3 separate regions of the Homo sapiens genome follow, and regions 1 and 2 are each linked to region 3. Evidence: chromatin contacts called from ENCODE Hi-C data. All regions are on one chromosome and are shown on one strand. Each heading gives the region's core, a stretch centred on a gene start or an enhancer-like site at or near the end of the contact. The rest is flanking DNA. Distances are from core to core; before and after follow the strand shown. Region 1 overlaps FHOD3 (formin homology 2 domain containing 3). Region 2 holds the start of KIAA1328. Region 3 has its middle 680 kb from the start of MIR924.

What was found. Hi-C counts contacts between places; a loop is a spot of excess contacts on that map. Pooled maps may share reads with other maps.
Region 1: a loop to region 3 is called in a pooled map, with 6 times the contacts of the local background. The contact joins two enhancer-like sites. A Hi-C loop is called at or near these places in 2 of 37 single-sample maps with no recorded cell type and 3 of 50 pooled maps.
Region 2: a map of CD8-positive, alpha-beta T cell shows a loop between it and region 3 (25-fold over the local background). The contact joins the promoter of KIAA1328 here to the enhancer-like site in region 3. A Hi-C loop is called at or near these places in 2 of 168 maps with a recorded cell type or tissue (CD8-positive, alpha-beta T cell and naive thymus-derived CD4-positive, alpha-beta T cell), 2 of 37 single-sample maps with no recorded cell type and 8 of 50 pooled maps.

The regions. Positions count from the first base shown.
Region 1 is chr18:36,627,306-36,630,729 of GRCh38, forward strand. All of the region lies in intron 10 of FHOD3 (formin homology 2 domain containing 3), which reads left to right. Among named protein-coding and RNA genes, the nearest start is that of TPGS2, 200 kb to the right of the region's middle. Within about 2 kb of position 2,111, at least 3 of the 41 ENCODE cell types and tissues checked have a DNase peak (open chromatin) inside an H3K27ac peak, as active enhancers do.
Region 2 is chr18:36,827,009-36,830,460 of GRCh38, forward strand. KIAA1328 reads left to right here and starts at 2,119. Exons shown (of 10, transcript NM_020776.3): 1 at 2,119-2,188. The coding sequence starts at 2,131. TPGS2 (tubulin polyglutamylase complex subunit 2) reads right to left here and starts at 1,994. Exons shown (of 7, transcript NM_015476.4): 1 at 1,675-1,994. The coding sequence starts at 1,759. RefSeq lists enhancers at 1,354-1,463, 1,564-2,356 and a silencer at 1,754-2,353.
Region 3 is chr18:38,939,039-38,942,581 of GRCh38, forward strand. No RefSeq gene overlaps it. Among named protein-coding and RNA genes, the nearest start is that of MIR924, 680 kb to the right of the region's middle. RefSeq lists enhancers at 1,351-2,550, 1,801-2,210, 2,261-2,450. Within about 2 kb of position 1,958, at least 8 of the 41 ENCODE cell types and tissues checked have a DNase peak (open chromatin) inside an H3K27ac peak, as active enhancers do; they include CD8-positive, alpha-beta T cell, where a contact is called at or near this core.

The sequences.
Region 1 (3,424 bases), core at 861-3,360, 2.3 Mb before region 3:
TTGTCAGTAGTACTTGGTGTTCTCCTGCTTCATCATGTTTGTTCCTTGTCTGTTTCTTGCTGTTACACTTTTCGAGGATTCCTGTGTTGTGAGTTCAGGTGACAATGCTTTGCAATAGGCTGGTAAGGATGATGATACGGAAGTGGACCATCCTGGGCACGGTTCACAGTCTTGAAGTGCTGGGCTCGGTAGGATCTGAAACAGGAGGCCAGAGATGCCACTCTGAATGCTGTTTGCTTCATTCTTTTTGGAATTTCACTTTACTGGAATTATTACTTCAACATTAATTTAGTAGCATTTGAGCAAAATATACTTTGCAGCTTGTAAAGATAGGTGATGTTTTATCTATCTAGATTGATGATTATGAAGTGACTTCATTTACGAAGCCTGTTGGAGGGATTTTGCCTGTGGCCCCAAAGTGACGGCATGATTTTGATGAGGTGGGAGTGCGATAGTGGGAATGCAGTGGTGAAATGCTGATTGGGAAATGATTTCTTCCTGCATAGCTTAGTCACCTGCTCAACATCTGTGCCTCAAACAGTACCTCAGAGTCAAGTGGCTCATTGTGTTCTGTCCCCTGCAGACCTTGAAAGACACAGAAGCTGCCTCATGTACATATATGCACATTGCTCTTCATCCCTGCAAACGCCCTGGCCGCACCTAACGCTAGCTTATAGCAACATGCCTTCAGATGCCACATATGAAGGATTTGGGGCTAGATTTTATAACTCAGTCACCCAAGTGATGCCAACTTTTGTAAAGAAGGGAGAAATATGTTTTAGAAAGGGGTTCATATTGTTCTAAAAAAATATAGGGCAGTCTCCACTCAGATGGTCCTTTTGCATCATTTGAATTTAACTCTCACGATCATCCTCTGTAAGATTCAGACAGGACAGGTTTTATTAACCTCATTGTACAAGTGAGAAAACAGATGGGGCTAAGTGCCTATTCCAAATCACAGGACTAAGGGCTATGACCAAGGGCTGGGCCCTTGGCTCTTAATATCCAAAGTATACAGACTCCTTCCCAGTCAACCACATCCCAGCCAACCACTCCTAAACATATTCTTCAAGCGAGATGATTAGAGAGACAATTTGATTTACATTCCTTGTAGGTATTTTTTTGTTTGAGGTAAATACAAAAATTCAAAGACTTGGAGAGAAATGCTTAGTCTCCCTGTAGACTTAAGCCAGCTATGTGCTTTAATTCTAATAAAGACTAATAAGAGCTTGAACTCAGATTTGTTTGCTTTGGTTTCTTAGGAAATACAACTCTACACTGAGCATTTGCCCAGTAAGGTACAAGTTTATTGGTCATTGGTCAACTAAAAGCATCTTTATGGGACCATGTGTGTCATAATGAGTTTCATCTTTGCACTTAAAGTTTACAAATTTCATTGGAAGGGGAAAAAATCTTAGTGCTAGAAAGTTCTTAAAATTTAGCCCAAAGCAGGAGCCCTTTCTGTCAAGTTCCCAAGAGATGGGGTACACTTCCAGGCATGGGTGCTCTTTCTCCTGAGGTACCCCATCTGCCCTTGAACTATTCTGTTTATCCTGGTTCTTCCTCTGTTGACAAAAACAGGGCTGCTTCCTGCTCTGTGTGTCAGTCCTTCTGATACCAAACACTGCATGGGACTTAACACGTGAACTTTCAGTTTCATCCTGCTGATTTCCACACAACATTCCAAACTATAGAAGTAATTTTGAACTTCATTTAGTCACTAATGTTAACAGTTGTGCCATGCAGCTTTCAGTCATGTGTATATTTTAATATACGTGGAAGAGTGACCTGGCAGATAGTGGATGTTGACAACTGGTTAGGGAGTGGAGGGTCCAGACTAGTGCCACGTGCCTCAGCAGCAGGGTCTGCAAACTTTCTCTGTCAAGGGCCAAGTAACATGTTAAACTTGGAGTACCAGACGGTCTCTATTGCAACTACTCAACTGAATTCTGCCTTTGTAGCACGTCAACAGCCATCAGCCACTGGTACTGGCATGAGCATGGCTGCATTCCAGTGACATTTTATTTATAGACACTGAGATTTGAATTTTACATGTCATGAAATATTATTCTTTTGATTTTTTTTCAACCATTAAAAATGTGAAAACCACTCTTAGCTCACAGGCCGTATAAAAACAGGTGGTAGGCCAGATGTAGCCCACAGGCTGTAGTTTGCCAACCCCTGTCCCAAGGGTCTGGGTTTCTTGAGGGAGGTTGGGGGAAATTGGCAAAGGAGAGTATGTGGCATATGAGAGAAGAATCCACTGTGTTATGTGTGAGGGCTATGGGGAACAGTATTCTTAGATTTGGTGTTAGAGCAAGGAAGTCAAAGGAATATTCCATGAAGAGATAGAGACTATAGGGGACTTTGCTGATGGCTGATCATGAGTTCCCAGGGCACAGAGGAAGATTGAGGGGTCGGAGAAGGGCAAGAGATAAGCCAGATTGAGGGACACATGGAGAGGGAGGGGACTATGTGATGAGTCCAGGGAAGATTGGACTGTGCAGGCCGGGATTGGTCCCAGTGGTCCCTTCGGGCAGTGGTTCTTGACCGGGGTGATTTTGCCACCTAGGAGACATCTGGACACATTTTTGGTTGTTATAACTGGGACGGGGTGGTGCTGCTGGCATCTAGTGGGTGGAGTCCAGGAATGCTGTTCTACTTAGTGCAGGATAGCCCCCTGCCAAACAAATAATTATCTGTTTTAAAATGTCAGTAGTGTTGAATCTGAGAAATTCTGCCTTAGGGGAAGGCAGATCGTTGGTTATGTAATCCACATGATGCTGAGATAGAGAGTGTTTTGGCTATTGGAAAGGGTAGTTTTCTTAGAAGCATTTGGAACTCTGTGCACCTACCTTAAATATTCATGTGCATGGGTCAAAATTGACTCTTTTTCAGAGAATATAATCAGCTAAAACACAGATCTATAGAATATATTTCTAGTTTAAAAAAATCCATTGGCATTTTACAAACAAATGTCATGGAAACAGATTCCTTAAATGAGATATGAATTGTCTTTCACAGCTGACTGGTTACTCTGGGCTACTACATGGTTTACAGTAGAGTCTTTTTTTTGATTTTAAGTCCGTTTAGCAAAGTTTCACGCTTCAAATTCTCAGGAAATATGCTTGAACACTTTTAGGGGACCAAGCCTTGACTTAATCTCATGCTACTCTCAGTAACTGAAATGCCAACAAATCCAATTCTAATCGGCTTCATACACATCCATCACTCCAAAAAATTGACATAATGGAATGTGACACCAGCATAAAACAAGTTGGCAAGAGAGAACAATGATTATATAAGAGAGGTGTGACAGTCTACATCCAGGCTTCACGAACCTGTTCAGAGGAAGAGGAACCTGGCACAGTCTCACCAGAAATGTTCAAGTGGAGCTGAGGAATCTGCATTGAGAAGCAGCAGT
Region 2 (3,452 bases), core at 869-3,368, 2.1 Mb before region 3:
TAAGTTGTATTATATTAATTGATTTTTTTTAAGTTTCTTTTTTTTTAGTGACAGGGTCTTGCTATGTTGTCCAGCTGGACTTGAACTGGGCTCTAATAACCCTCCCACCACAGCCTCCCCAGTAGCTGGAACTAAAGACATGGGCCACCATGCCCAGCTATTAATTGATTTTCATATGTTAAAACCACTCATTCCTAAATCACACTTGGTCTTGGACTTCTATTAAAAGAGACACAAATTTTAAAAATCAACCAAACAAATACATAATTTCAAGTAGTGAAAGTGCTATAAGAATAAAAGAAAAAGCAGGGTAAGGAAAGAGAGAGCAAGAAAGACGGCGGTTATTCGAACTATATTCAGGGAAGGTTTCTCTGAAATAATGACATTTGATCAGAGATCTGAATGACCTGAAGAAGCGAGACATTCAGAGAAAGATAATTCCAGGTGCAAGGACTAGCAAACTGCAAAAGCCCTGAAGCAGGAACCCGCTTAGTGTGTTTAAGGTACAGCTAGAAGGCCATGTGGGCAAGAGTGGAAACAAAGTCAGAAAGAGATGAGAGCAGATCTTACAGGGACTTGTGGGTCATGGTACAGACATTTGGATTTTATTATAATTGTGATGGGAAGGCACTGAAGCATGCTTTTCAGCCTTCTTAAAAGACCTTTCTCCTCCTTAGTTTTCTGGCTAACTCCTATATGTCTTTCAAAATCTAGCATCATCTCCTCTGTGACATGTTCTTTAACTTCCCTGGTAAGATCAGTCCCCTCCTCTGTGACATCTCTGAGTAACAGATTACTGACCTCTTTTCACACTCCTAGTGACCTCATTTGTTTATTTTTTTCACAGAACTGTGTCTTTTTCATATTTTTAACCTCACGTCTAACATAGTGGTGAGTACTAAAGAAACGTTTGATAGGCCAGGCGCGGTGGCTCACGCCTGTAATTCCAGCACTTTGGGAGGTCGAGGCGGGTGGATCACCTGAGGTCAGGAGTTCGAGACCAGCCTGGCCAACATGGTGGAACCCTGTCTCTACTAAAAATACAAAAAAATAGCTGGGCGAGGCAGGAGAATTGCTTGAACCCAGGAGGCGCAGGTTGCAGTGAGCCGAGATCGCGCCATTGCACTCCAGCCTGGGCAACAAGAGCAAAACTCTGTCTCAAAATACAAACAAGCAAGCAAACAAAGAAATGTTCGATAAAAGAAAAACTCTGAGTCATTCAGTGGTGCAAGGTTGGATTCCTTTCAGACCCGACGTAGTTGTCGCCCTGGGAGGTCGGGTGCATTACTTCCCCCAGAGAAAGGTCTTGGGTTTCGGGGATAATGCCCTGGCTGAGAATGCCTCCTAGGGGGAGATCCAACTTCCCAACCGTCAGGTGCTTGCTGTGTTCCCTTTGCACGTCTCTGCCCGTCCTTCCTGGGTGGGACCTTGGTTGGCGGTGAGTGGGGGAAACTTCAGGCTTCCCAGCTCTGCCTCCGAACACTCCTGGCAAACACTTTCAAGGCCTAATCACAAACCCAGGTCCCCCACTTTCCTCTGTAACAACGGAAGTCCCAGCAGCGATGTCCACTCCTGTTCTGGGGCCAGCGTCGCACCGCTCACCCCGCACCTCATCCCTCCGCTCCTCCTTCCTTCTCCTCCACACCCTCTCGGCACCGTGCCCCCTTTCCTCACCTAGGATGCGCGTGATGCCCAGGGTCAGCTTCTCCAGGTGCGGCTTGCTGCAGCCCAGCCCCGGGGACGATGCCTCCTCCTCCATGGCTCGCGACCGCGATTCGCGCGCGGCGGGAGCGGGTGGAGGGCCGGACCCCGCCTCAGCGCCGAGGCCAATTTCATGGCATGCCGGGAACGGTAGTTCTCGGCGCCTGAAAGCGCGGCGCAGTGATGATGGGGGCCCGGGGTTGGTCTGACAGCAGCAGCTCCGTGGGGCGCCGGTTCCCGCGGCCCCGCCCGGTGCCCCACACCGCACCTCCGGGACGTAGCTTCCCCTTCGCCCCCACCCTCTCGCCCCGCAGGGGCCGGCCGCGCAGGCGGGGGCGGGCCTCTGCGTGGTGCGGCCAATGGGGACCGAGCCTGCAGGCCGAGGCGTGGCGGCCCAGGCGCGACGCCCCGAGTGGCGGTTGTTTCAAGATGGCGGACGTGGCGGGCCCCTCCCGCCCCAGTGCCGCGGCGTTCTGGAGCCGGGACTGTATCCTTTGCCCGCCTGACAGGGGGCGCCGGCGCCCTCCACGGGACGGCGAGGGGCGAGCCGTCGCGTGGCAGTCCGAGAGCGGAGGAGAAGCTCCGAACTAACCCCGGGGATGGGGACGTGCTGCTCGGCCCCAGTCTAGGTGCTGGGCTCTCCCCTTGCTTGGGTGTTAGGTGGCCGAGAGACTGGTACTGTCTGCAGGTGTGGGGACACGGCTCAGATGCTTCCCAGCGCTCACTACCGGTGAGCTCGAGAAAGATAGCCTTGAGTCCAGGCTCAGTCCAGGGCTGAGATGGCCCTCCGAGGTCCCTCTGCCCACCCTGTCAGAGTGCCCCCAGGCTGACTTGAGTGTGCGGAGCTAGCTCGAAGTTGAGGGAGGAGTCGGTGTTGGCTGGACAGGGAGCCTTTTTGTTTTGATTTAGGATTGTCTTTAGTCTGCATTGCTAGGAGCAAGTCAGGACCTTTCGGACTTAAAAGGCCCTCCAGTGATGATGTATTTTAATACTGGGGTTTTAGGAGAGGTGTGGAGCTTGGTTACTGGGATGTGGTCTGGTGGTGCTGGTTACTGCGTAAGATGGGAATCATTGTGCCTGGAAGTATTGTTGACTTACTTGTGGAGTGCGGGTCACTGGCAGTCATTGAAGTTCTTGGATCGTTGTGAGGTGGAGAAGCAGTGGAACTTTTTAGTCCAGTGGTAGTATTACCAGTTCAGCAGCAGTGATGAGATGTTTGTGTGACAGGAGTGTTTCTTTCCTTGGAGTAGGTAGACTCTTCTCGCTTGAGCTTTGGTCCTGATAATTTACTTCACGTTCCTTAGAGGGGTTACTTGAAAGAGGGACGGCAATCTGTGTTACTGAGTGCTTGCAGAGGCAGCTCTTTTTGTGTTTGCTAGGATTGGTGATGGCATTAATTGAGGCGTTGCTGTTACCTTTGGCAGAATCACTGGGCATTCTTCTTAGCTCCCAGTGAAACTTACAAAACTGTGTTATCAACTCCTTTGTTGAGTTACTAGGATTAGTGTCATGTGTAGAGAGAGGGATATGTTTGTATTCTGTGCTGCTCGTGTTTAGTGTTTGCACTTACTAGACATAATTACCATTTGTCTCTGATAGGTTGGTGAAAAGCAAATGAAATCATGTACATACACTGTGGATGAAAGCATACTAGTGCAGTGTGCAAATTAAATATTTTTTCCTTTACCTTTCAGAAGAGAATATGTGCACTGTGGACAACTGGGCTGAATTAGGAAGTTAGGAAATTGGGA
Region 3 (3,543 bases), core at 708-3,207:
TGGCTTAAAGTCGTCCAGATTTTCTCTCCAGGTTTGGAGAAAAAGTGGAAAGTTTTCCACTTTTCAAGATTCTTTTACAGATTTCATTACCTCCTCCTTTCTCCCAATCTTTAGCTGAAAGTAGAGATGAAGTAGACAAATGCACTGTGAATATACACACTTTGATACACTGAGGATGCCCATAATATCTTAAGAAGGGGAGAATTGTGAAATTCACAATTAAAATGAATTTATATGAATTATTAGATGACTTTATGCAAAACAATAAATCGATTGCCATTGCTATTAATGAGTATTTTAATAGAGAAATATGAGTCAAGTCACTTAATTTTTATGTAACTAGTCTTCTCTCTAAGTTAATTTACATTTATGTTTACCATATTCTTTCAAGTACTATTTTTGAGGGGTGGTGTGTGTGTGTGTGTGTGTGTATGTGACAGGGAGAGTAGTATTCATGCTTATCCTCAGCCATTTATATTCCATCAATTCTCATTGACACCATATGTATTTCACATCATTACTTTTTTGTCTGCCTTGGTAGTTCAAAGGAATCAAATTTGTGAAAAACTCTTGTTACCTTTCCTGAAGGTTAAGATGTGAGATAATGGCAAAGATAAAATTTTAAATGCCTTCCCTACAAGAACAATAAGAGAAGAATAAACCGAGCTACTTGAAAATTTTTTTATTAGTGCATAGGGCTGGTCTGGATAGTCACCTCTGTGCCCCCATCTCTTTTCACCCATCTCTTTCTAAAAAGGTAAGGTCAGGTTTATCTGGAACTTGTCTTCTCCTTCAGACTCCATCCACAATACCACCTGGAAGAGAGCCCTGTAGAAAGCATTTATGGAAATATAGAAAATAGAGTTCAGCCCTTTCCTGGTCTGTGAAATCAAGAGACACTCAAGAGGAATTGAGATTACTGAGTTTCTGCTAATTGCTAAGGATCCTCAGGGTCAACAACCTGTCACCTTTCAATGCACAACTAACCTCCAATAAGGGTAGTGTTGAATAAATTAGTTAGGACATATGCCCAGGAGGGGAATAAGAACAGCAGAGTATCCTGTCCAGGAAGGAAGCATTTTTACCATGTTCAGCATAACCTTATAAGCGTGGTGGGAAAAGCCTTTGTTATTTGAGCCCATAAAAGTCTGTGGCCTCCTCTCTGGAAACATTACTTCCTCTACCTCTCAAATGCCAGTTTTAAAATTTTATTCCTTTGCCTACCGTGTTTCTGAAATGAACCCCCACCCCCCACCCCCAATGTTGTTGACTTTACTTCTACTTATTATTCTTTACTGACCAGGTGCCAACTCTTCTGAGAAGCCTCTGTGAACTGCTTCTCAACAGGATTAGCCACTTTATTTTTCTCACCTCCTCCCTTAATGGCATTTCCATTATTGCTGGCATTTTGCTGTAATTTAATTATTATTGTCTAGGTCTTTTGCCTCCTCTCTTCAGCATCTGCCTCTCAACATCAAACTAAGAGTTTCTTGAGGCTAAGTCTCCAATCTTTCATCTTCCCATCCTGGAAAATCTGAGCTACTGGTGTGCAGTAAAGCCAAATGTGTGCAAACAGAAGTGATGAAATTCAGAATTATTTGAATGATTTTCTTAAATCAGCAAAGAGAACAAACTTTTGCAGATGCCCTGTGTGATAAGAAGCACACTCATTCAACAAGTTTAGAACATCCATTTAATCCTGCTCTTTTCTTGCTAATATTCAAATTTCTTTAGTTGACTTGTATTTCAGGACCTTGTTGAAAAAATAACAATATTCTAGATTCTAGAGTCTAGAAAAGTAGGATCAACCTTTGACATATATCAGAATTGAGGGACTAAGTGGCTAAGTTGGCTGGACTTCCTGGGTCAACAGGGACTTCCCCAGGGGGACTTTCCCCTAAGCCAAAATGAGTCATAGCTGCAAGGTACGGGATTGAAACTTCACCCAATCAACAGGGACTTTCCCCTAAGCCAAAATGAGTCATAGCTGCAAGCGAAGGGATTAAAACTTCAACCAATGAAAGGGGACTTTCCCCTAAACCAAAATGAGTCATAGCTGCAAGCTAAGGGATTGAAATTTCAAGCAATCAAAGGGGACTTTCTTCTAAGCCAAAATGAGTCACAGCTGCAAACTAAGGCATTGAAACTTCAACCAATCATATAGGGAGTTTAAGCTCTAGCTGCAGCCTGATGTTTTTAACCAAGCAGGCCCACCAACCCACAAGCGGATAGAAAATAAGCTAATCCTACAGGACAGGAAAAGGAAAAGGGGAGGAGTCATAAGGGGACATAAGCCTAAGACACCCAAGCCAGAAACGGCAGCCATTCCGGATCCCCATGGAAGCTTTACTTTCTCTTTTGCTTTACTTTCGCTTTTGCTTTACTTCCGCTTTTGCTTTACTTTCGCTTTTGCTTTACTTTCACTTTCGCTTTAATAAATCTTGCCGCAGCACACTCTTTGGGTCTGCGCGTTTCTCTAATCGAGCTATAACATTAGCCGCTGTGGTCCAGGGCTTCATTCCTTGAAGCCCGTGAGACCATGAATCCTTCAATTGAGAAAAACCTTCAATAGGAAGACTTCTCATCTCAGAATCTTCTAGGGGAGATTGTTAAAGCTCAAGTTGTTGGGCCCAACCCTAGAGATTCTGATTCAGTAGTTTGGGGTTAGGGTCTGAGAATTTCAGGTGATGTATTCAGGTGACGCAACTGACAGTGATGCTGCCTGTCCTGGGACTGTGCGCTGAAAGCCACTGCTCTACAGTGCAATTAGCTGCAGTTTAGAGTTAGAGAAGGACATTCGAACTGTGCTTCATTTCTAGGCAGAGGCTGGAGATTTTCCTTCACAGCTCACGCTTTGGCTTGGCAATAATCTCAATCATTGTGTCATTTTGCTAGGACTCAGCAGGGGTGAGGGAGGCAAACTGCTAATATAGTGGAAAAGGGTCTGCATTTTGTTAACCTTGTGTAAGTGAAGTTCACAAAAGATTTGTCTTCTTAGGCATTCTTTTCTTGGACTTCTTCAATCAACCCCAATGCACGTGATTATAACAGAAAGGCTCCTGGTGGATCCTTTTGTAACATGTAACATCATTCTTTTAAAGCAAATAAGGGGCCATTAGACAGAGATAGTTTGTACCAGAAGCTCTTAGTTAAGCAAACTGAAACTTAACTTGGAGTCATTTCCTGTAATTGACTTACAGAAATAAAACAAAAGAACTTCAAAACAAAACAAAAGAGCTTCCACCAATAACAAACATTCAAACAGCCAATTGGTTATAAAATTAGGAGCTTTTGATCAGACCAGACCAGACCCAAATAAGACAAATGCCTAGCTACAGCCAGCCAGGAATTACTTTACTTCTGCGTTCAGCCTGTGAAAACTTGCTGGAACAAAGCTCTCTGAACCTTTTGCAATTTTGAGTGTTGCCTGATTCATGAATTGTTTGTTTCTTTGTTTTGAGACAGAGTTTCGCTCTTGTTGCCCTGACTGGAGCGCAATGGCGTGCTCTCAGCTCACTGCAACTTACGCCTCCCAGGTTCAAG